Regions from separate parts of the Homo sapiens genome. Here region 1 is linked to region 2. The links are chromatin contacts, found by Hi-C or POLR2A ChIA-PET in ENCODE. All regions are on one chromosome and are shown on one strand. The core of a region is the stretch at or near the end of the contact, and the rest is flanking DNA. Distances in the headings are between cores, read along the strand shown.

What was found. A loop is a pair of places that touch in the nucleus more often than their neighbours do. ChIA-PET counts read pairs that join two places held with the same protein, here RNA polymerase II (POLR2A). Pooled maps may share reads with other maps.
Region 1: a loop to region 2 is called in a map of endothelial cell of hepatic sinusoid, with 7 times the contacts of the local background. The contact joins two enhancer-like sites. A Hi-C loop is called at or near these places in 4 of 168 maps with a recorded cell type or tissue (PC-9, breast epithelium, endothelial cell of hepatic sinusoid and 1 more) and 6 of 50 pooled maps. POLR2A ChIA-PET finds 5 or more read pairs at or near these places in 4 of 52 experiments (MCF 10A, SK-N-SH, WTC11 and 1 more).

The regions. Positions count from the first base shown.
Region 1 is chr13:109,698,091-109,702,741 of GRCh38, reverse strand. No RefSeq gene overlaps it. Among named protein-coding and RNA genes, the nearest start is that of LINC00676, 28 kb to the left of the region's middle. RefSeq lists a silencer at 2,326-2,620 and an enhancer at 2,326-2,620. Within about 2 kb of position 2,456, at least 5 of the 41 ENCODE cell types and tissues checked have a DNase peak (open chromatin) inside an H3K27ac peak, as active enhancers do.
Region 2 is chr13:109,763,668-109,768,109 of GRCh38, reverse strand. The region is part of intron 1 of IRS2 (insulin receptor substrate 2); the gene reads left to right. Among named protein-coding and RNA genes, the nearest start is that of IRS2, 21 kb to the left of the region's middle. Within about 2 kb of position 3,074, at least 4 of the 41 ENCODE cell types and tissues checked have a DNase peak (open chromatin) inside an H3K27ac peak, as active enhancers do.

The DNA.
Region 1 (4,651 bases), core at 1,207-3,706, 65 kb after region 2:
TTTTCAAGGTTTTTATAAGAAAGTTGCAAATGAAATATCCATGTTACTGCAGAAGCAAAAAATAATTTAAAAAGCCCCAACAAAAGCATGAGTAAGAAAACGAAGATATAGTAGAAATTAATGACTTAGAACCTGAAAAACTATAACAAATATAGTAATTCAAACCTTTATTCTTTGATATTAAATACTACTGATGACAAATCTTTGGAAGGCTAAGAGAAAAGCAGAGAACATACAAATATTCAGCATTAGAATTCAGGACACTGGGGAGAGGCATAGTGGTGAGAGCAGTCCCTTAGCCGAGGCACACTGGGTTGACTTCACCGGTACTCAGCTGTGTGATCCAGGAACGCTGTCCAGCCTTCTTGTCTCATGCCTTGGATTCCCACGGCTCATAGTGCTGTTAAAAAAATTACATTGAGTTACCATTTGTGATATGGTTTGGCTGTGTCCCCACCCAAATCTCATCTTGAATTCCCACATGTTGTGGGAGGGACCCAGTGGGAGGTAATTGAATCATGGGGGCAGGTCTTTCCCATGCTGTTCTCGTGATAGTGAGTAAGTCTCACAAGATCTGATGGTTTTATAAAGAGGAGTTCTCCTGCACCAGATCGATCTCTCTGCCTGCTGCCATCCGAGGTGTGACTTGCTCCTCTTTATCTTCCGCCATGATTGTGAGGCCTCCCCAGCCGTGTGGAACTGTAAGTCCATTAAATCTCTTTCTTCCGTAAATTGCCCAGTCTCCAGTATGTCTTTATCAGCAGTGTGAAAACTGACTAATACAATTTGTCGAGTACTTTTATAACAGGGTTTCAAAAAGAAAATATGTATGTGTTTCTTATGTAAAACAAGCAATATGGAAAGGAGGTTGCAGTCCACAGCCATGAGATAATCCATTTTGATATCTAGCTGAAATGAATGAATTTCTAGGAAAATATATTACCAAATATGACTTAAGAAGAGACAGAAAACTTAATTTGTCAGTGCTACAGGAGATACTGAAGAAAGTTTGAATAGAGCTATACTTCTGATGGTAGAAAGGCATATATTTTGCATTCACGCATTCATTTAACAAATATTGATTAATTACCTACTATGTGCCTGATGCTGCTTTTATTCCACTAAAAGTACGATAATTTTTTTAATTTCAAAAGAAATTTATACTCTGTTAAAAAATGAGAGTATCAAGTGGTGAAGATTAAAAGCAAACATCTTCACCTCCTCTACTCCCCAATCTCAGCTGTCTGCTACGTATTCTAGATATTTTTAAATTCCTCTCTCTCTACCTACCTACCTACCTATTATCTATCTATCTGCCTATTTGTCTAGTTGTGCCTGTGTATGTGTATTTAAGCTCAGTAGGATCCTATTATCCATTTGTTTTGCAACTTGTTTTTCATGTGATGGATGTCCCTCCACGTCAGCACATGGTATTATAATTATGCATATTTTATTCTCTTTGAAACAAGGTGAATAAATAAACCTGTAGCAAGGGAAACGCTATCTGTCACCAAAACTCCCACTACTCGAAGCGTGACCTAAGGCCAAGATCTGCGGGACCTTTTTCACAACCTTTGTGCGTCTTCTTAGCTTCTGATGGCAGCCACTGGTTCCTACACAGCATGTTGTCCCCTTCTGTGTTGTGGGAGCTTTTAGAGTTTTTCTTTTATTTTGGGGTCTATAAGTTTTATCAGGGGACCTGTGGGTGGACACACAGCCCTCAGTGGATCACTGTATAAGGAACTTCAGCTCCAGAAAAGAGGCTTCAATCATTTCTCCTAGTATTTCTTTCTAATATTTTTGTTCTCTATTTGTAAAAGTCTCTATTAGTTTGACCCTCCTGAATATATCTTGCAAGACTTTTAGGTTTTTATTCATTCGTCTGTTTATTTTTCCTTTTAGATCTGGGAGGTTTCTTTGGCTCGACCCTCTAGCTGCCTGGTCTCCATGGTGGAACAGCCCCTCTTCTGGACAGCCAGCTTGGCAGTTCCATTTAATTTTCATTTTGTCAGTTAAATTTTATTTACCATACCTCTTCCTTTTTCGTAAGTGCTGTTATCTTCTTATTCCCTGTTCCTTACCCTCCCTACCTCCTCCTCCTCCTAATTGTAGCTAATTCTAATTTTATGGGTGCAATTTCCTCTCTAATCTCTCAGTATCAAGTTGGATTTTTATTATTATTATTACTTCTATTTCCTCTCAGGTGAGCTGTTTTATTTGTTCACATTATCCTCCACCCTGGTATTTGCCTCCTGTATTGGGTGGCACTTGATTTGGTTCTTTTTTATGAATGAAGATGGGGTTGATTGCTTGTGGGTTTCCTTTGCAGCCAGGCACATCTGTTTCCTGCTCAGCCTCCTCCCTGCCTGGCTAACTACAGGCCTGTGTCTGTGGATGAGGCTCCAACAGCAGGAAGAACTATCCAGCAGCCTGGGGACCTCCTCCTGCCCACGCCCCTCCTGGGCCAGCTGCCAAGCCAGGAGGGTTTTTCTTTCCTGAGAGCCGATAACTACAGCACAGAGACTTCCTCGCTTTCTTGGTTCAAGTCTCTATCATTGTTTCAGTAATTTTTTTACAGTGGCCCTAGGCCAGAGCAACTTCTTAACAGTTCTGTGTATAAGTAGTTAGAGCCAAACGACATAATTATGCATGCCCTAACAACTTAGTAACTGTTTGAAAAACCAATACATATACCTTTAAAGAAAAAACAAACAAAAACAAAACAAAACAAAAAACAACCCATCTTTTCTTTTGCTCTGAAATTCCCATCACTTAGCAGCGCTGCACGCGCCTGCTGGGGACAGCACAGCCTCACCTACCTTGGCATGAGATTGGAGAGCCCTGCTGCGTTTTCTGTTCCCTGCTGGTTTTCATACGGGGCCTGCTTTTTATCAGAGCACCTGCTGAACATCCAGCCAGGGCCTCGTGGAAAGTAAAGTAGCGCTCTTGAGCCTTGGATCGGTGGCTTTGCTAGAGCAGACGTTTCATGGAGGGGCTGATGGATGTCCAAGAGGTTGTGTTTCTCTCAAAAATGAAGAAACTCCACAGCGCCCCTGTGGGTTTGCCGGGGCGAAGATCTGCTGTGCTTCTTTTAGGCCCTGTAAGTTCACCGACAAATTAATTTTCTTTAAAAACTAGTCTTTGGGCTTTGTCTTTGGGAGAAACAATTTCTCCGACCGTCATTTTTCGACTCTATTTTGGGGGATTGGTGGTAGGAGCTGTAGTGAGCCGTTCCAGCTCTCGCCCTAATGTTTGACTCATGGCAAGGTCTTTGCCTCCTTGACTTTGCTCTCAGAGCTTTTTCTAGGCTTGCTTGGGAAGAAGCTTTCAACATTTCTATTCCATGGCTATTTTCATTTTTCTCTTTTCCAGTAATGTTATGTTTTCATTTATATGTATTATTTTTCTCAAAAGTAACTTGAGGAATAGAAAAATTGGAGCCAAGCCAGCTCCTCCATCAGCCATTTGAATTTGCTTGAGCTTCTATATTGGGCTGGACATCAGTTTTAATTCTTAAAATTTTATTTGAATTAGAATGGTGAACTTTGAATCATACTGACTCTTTGTGGATTCCACATTTTATGTTGTCAGTTATTATCCAGCTCTACTTGAATTCTAAATCACAAAACAAAACTATTCAAACCATCATGGTTTCTGCACTTTTAATGTAAGTATTTGAGGTTCAAAGTTAGCTAATCATACAATATATTCCAGAGTTAGTGAGAATGGACACTGAAAAATTACTCTTTTCTGGGATAAGGATGACTAAGAACCACAGGGAACAGAGTTCCTCTAAAATGAGTTGTTTTCAAACGGAAATAAAAAAACCACAAAACATTGCAGAATTGCTCATTTTATCAGATGGCTGAAACTTACATTTGTAAAAATGCAGTTTGATTGATTATGATGGCTAAGCCAGGGTTTGTTGACCTTGAAGAATAAAAGCTTGGCACATACTTATTGGAAAGTGTGAGCGACATGAAAAAGATATAACGAGAAATCTTTTAAATTTTTGCAATAGGACTCAAGAAATAAAAGATGTCATATCAACACAAGGTAAGGCTTTGCCTAGCAGCCACTTGGTGTGGAATATTTACAAATTGTTGACAGTTGTATACTTTAATACGTATGTGCCTTTCCAAAATATGAAGGTATCAGAATTTTAGATGAGGTAGAATATTTTTCATACTTCTTCTTTTAGTATGTCACAGAAACAAGTTATTTGATATTATCTCTTTTATATGTATAGTACATCCATGGATAGCAACCACAGTAGGAAGTAAAATTACCAGCAAAACTCTTGCCAGGGATTGTAATTAGTTATTAAAAAATAATGTCTCCCTACCCCATATTCTCCTCCTGAGTGTATTTTGGGTTTTTCTTCCACTGCCAAAGCCTTAAAGCAAATGTCTAGACAAACCTCCTACACTCTGATAATTTCAAACCTGCTGATTTCGAGTGATAGACCTACATCTTGATGTCATTCTATGAATGGCAAGGCCTGAATTTCCAAAGGCTCTCTGGACATCTGGGCAGTCATCAGAACTCACCGTGCCCTAATCTGATGGGCCTTCCTTCCCTGCTGCCTTTTCTCCTGTATTTCACATTTGAGCTGCTGATAACTGCAGCTGTCCCAGCTGCCGGGTAGGAA
Region 2 (4,442 bases), core at 1,825-4,324:
AACAATTATTTTCTAGAAATTTCATATATATTGAATATTACAAAATCATGTAACTAGAAATGTTTAAATGGTCACACTGGGCCAGGCACGGTGGCTCACGCCTGTGATCCCAGCACTTTGGGAGACCAAGGCTGGTGGATTACAAGATCAGGAGTTTGAGACCATCCTGGCCAATATGATGAAACCCTATCTCTACTAAAAATAGAAAAATTAGCTAGGTGTGGTGGCGCATGCCTGTAGTCCCAGCTGCTTAGGAGGCTGAGGCAGGAGAATCGCTGGAACCCGTGAAGCGGAGGTTGCAGCGAGCCGAGATTGCACCACTGCGCTCCAGCCTGGGCAACAGAGCGAGACTCCATCTCAAAAAAAAAAAAAAAAAAAAAAGGAAAAATGGTCGAGCTGATTTTCCAGAATGGAATATCACTGCGTGATGCTCTCTGGGAAGAGAAGGCATTAAGTCTGTAACACACAGGACAGAACTACTGTCTATTCTGTACGCATCTGCTTGATCCTCAGTTTTGTCACCTTGGTTACTAACAAGGTGGTTAGAAAGTTACATCTCTCTTGAATCCATTCTTAAAGGCCTTCAAGGACTCAGGCACAGCCTTGGGAAACCAGGAAATGTGACTGTGTCAATCACCACACAGTCCAACTTCCTTTTCGTGTAGGAAATGTTTTCTTTATCATTAATTGATCAGTTCTCCCCTTTCCAAACTTCTGGCAATTTGGGAAATGGAATCTTTATGTTGCTGGGTATTTTCTCCTTCCACACCTCCTTCTCCTTGCTGGACAGGAGGGGAGGGCAGAAGACGTGTTTGTGGCCACATTCCCGGTGTGGCCCGCCTGGACAGGAGCCAGGGTGCACACTGACCTGCACAGCCTCTGGCCTCTGTCCCTGGGCCTGAGAGGCAGGAGCAAGGGGCCTGTCCTCACTCTGAATCCAACTGCTGGTGACTCAGGGCACCCTGCTGGACCCTCCAGGAGAAGTTGGGGCCCACGTTTCTAGGCTGCCCACTCATCCAAACCTCCCTCCATGTCCCTGACCAAAGCATTTCGCAGATCTGGGTCCTCTGGTGTGTGAGGCTCCTCCCAGCCCATGAGCATTGGAAAATGTCTACAAGATCTTTGCCATTTTAGGTTCTACCGAGGCTAAAGAATGTATGTTTCCTCTGCTTAGACTTAAGTTTTTGAGTAACTTTATAGACACTTTGGCATTTTGGCTGAAAGGGCATGTGCAGTAACTGAATATGACTTGTGCACTGTTTCAGTGCCAGTGGGTCACATGCAGGGGAGTCAGAGCCAAGGTGGATGAGGCTGGGATATCTACATGCTTGGTGGGGAGTTGGAGTCAGGGTGGATGAGGCTGGGATATCTACATGCTTGGTGGGGAGTCGGAGCCAGGGTGGATGAGGCTGGGATATCTACATGTTTGGTGGGGAGTTGGAGTCAGGGTGGATGAGGCTGGGATATCTACATGCTTGGTGGGGAGTCGGAGCCAGGGTGGATGAGGCTGGGATATCTACATGCTTGGTGGGGAGTTGGAGCCAAGGTGGATGAGGCTGGGATATCTACATGCTTGGTGGGGAGTCGGAGTCAGGGTGGATGAGGCTGGGATATCTACATGCTTGGTGGGGAGTCGGAGCCAGGGTGGATGAGGCTGGGATATCTACATGCTTGGTGGGGAGTCGGAGTCAGGGTGGTTGAGGCTGGGATATCTACATGCTTGGTGGGGAGTCGGAGTCAGGGTGGTTGAGGCTGGGATATCTACATGCTTGGTGGGGAGTTGGAGTCAGGGTGGATGAGGCTGGGATATCTACATGCTTGGTGGGGAGTCGGAGCCAGGGTGGATGAGGCTGGGATATCTACATGTTTGGTGGGGAGTTGGAGTCAGGGTGGATGAGGCTGGGATATCTACATGCTTGGTGGGGAGTCGGAGTCAGGGTGGTTGAGGCTGGGATATCTACATGCTTGGTGGGGAGTCGGAGCCAAGGTGGATGAGGCTGGGATATCTACATGCTTGGTGGGGAGTTGGAGTCAGGGTGGATGAGGCTGGGATATCTACATGCTTGGTGGGGAGTCGGAGCCAGGGTGGATGAGGCTGGGATATCTACATGCTTGGTGGGGAGTCGGAGCCAGGGTGGATGAGGCTGGGATATCTACATGCTTGGTGGGGAGGAGGAGCCAAGGTGGATGAGGCTGGGATATCTACATGCTTGGTGGGGAGTTGGAGCCAAGGTGGATGAGGCTGGGATATCTACATGCTTGGTGGGGAGTTGGAGTCAGGGTGGATGAGGCTGGGATATCTACATGCTTGGTGGGGAGTCGGAGTCAGGGTGGTTGAGGCTGGGATATCTACATGCTTGGTGGGGAGGAGGAGCCAAAGTGGATGAGGCTGGGATATCTACATGCTTGGTGGGGAGTTGGAGCCAAGGTGGAGGAGGCTGGGATATCTACATGCTTGGTGGGGAGTTGGAGTCAGGGTGGATGAGGCTGGGATATCTACATGCTTGGTGGGGAGTTGGATCCAAGGTGGATGAGGCTGGGATATCTACATGCTTGGTGGGGAGTTGGAGTCAGGGTGGTTGAGGCTGGGATATCTACATGCTTGGTGGGGAGTTGGAGTCAGGGTGGATGAGGCTGGGATATCTACATGCTTGGTGGGGAGTTGGAGTCAGGGTGGTTGAGGCTGGGATATCTACATGCTTGTTGGGGAAGAGGAGCCAAAGATGTGGATTTCCTCTGTCTCCACATCCTTGGGCAAGGACTGGTGATCAGCTGCTGCTGTCTTATTTTATTTGCTTCTCCAGTAAATGAACTTTATATAGTTGGTAGCTTGGCGTTTTCCATTTTGCATTACTGAAATTTCAATAAATAGTGCTTTAGTTAGATGTAAATCTCTGTCATTTGTGGCAGAGGAACTTAAATGTCGGCCTGCATTTTAGGGCACCTTTTTGTATAGAGCAGAGAGAAGGGAAGTGCTGTCCCCCAGTGGCCTGGACCAGGCGGAGCCCAGCCTGTTGATGATGCATTGTGTGTGCTTGGCATGTGTGACGTGGCAAGGGATTCATGTTCTCTGTGGGCAGCTGCCTGAGTAGTAGACATGTGAGGCCCCTTCCCGGGCATTTTGTCCTGTCCTCAGGACATGAAGAAAGCAGCTAGGCAAAGGCACTCTTTGCAGCTTTAAATGGCCTAGAGTTACCCCCAGAAAAACAATTCTACTTCTGTTCCACTTCTGTCCAATTAAAACAAGTTTGTTCATTTTATTTTAGGAGCAATTTGCCATTGTTTTTGTGCATTCGGCAGTTGTTTATTTGCTGCTTGCAGTTGTGGTTGTTCGTGGTATCATTCACGAATACAATTTTGAACGAGGAAGAGCTGTGATGACAAATGCACTAAGAGACACCACTGTGGCTCTCCACAAATTAGCCAGAACATAAGGGTGGGAGGAGCCTGTCTTTCCCTGGCAGCACAGGGCTGCCTGGTCTTAAGAAGTCTGTAGTTGAGAACACAGCATGTGGTTACATGTATACATTATTTGAAGGTGCACAAAGCAAAGGGAAGCCAACCACAAAATGCCAGTTGTGCTAGTAGCATGTGCTTCTTTATGAATGAAAGAACATACGCATTTTTGGTATTAATTATTTATATATTTTATACATGAAATCTCATTTGACAGGTTCCCTGTGACTCCACTGGGGAATTCAGGGTGGGAGAGGTAGTGCCCCCATCTTCATAAGAGGGAGCAGACTTAGAGACATAGCTGTAGAGATTACACAGCTGGTAAGAAGTGGTTCCTAGATGCTAGCCCTGGGGACCCGGCTCTGGTGTGGCGACAGCGCCTTTCACACCTGTATCCTGAGAGTCGTGGGAATGGCATGTAGTTTAAAGTACAGAGATGGGGGCATGGAGTCATTCCTAGGCTCCCAGGGAAGAGCAGGATGTTTTTGATATGGCCGATTAGGAAGAATGGGCACTTTGATCTCTGCAAAGAGAGCCTGCGCTTCAGTGACTAAGTAGGATTTGACCCTTCAACCTTGACTCTAGTAGATGGCTCAGTTAAAGGCTACGTGGTGATTCTTAGGAGGCTTTTAAATTAGATAGATGGATTTGTCCCTGGAGAGACAAAGCTGAAATCCTATATCACATAGATGTTATAGACCGAGGAGGGGGGATTTACCTACAGTTATTTAAGCTTTTAAAGTAGAAAAAAGGTCCAGTTGAAATGATATATAACAACAGGCTATCTGGAGATGGATATATTGTGAATAAATAATTATTCTACATTCTCTTAATTTGGCAGCAAAAATATAATTAGGTTTTATAATTTCTGATATAAACAATATAAACATTGTTATGGTGTACATAAAATTTTTTTAGATTAGTAAGAAAACCATACGTATAAACATGTGTTAAGTCTGAGGAAAGAATTACGTCGTTCATTGGCT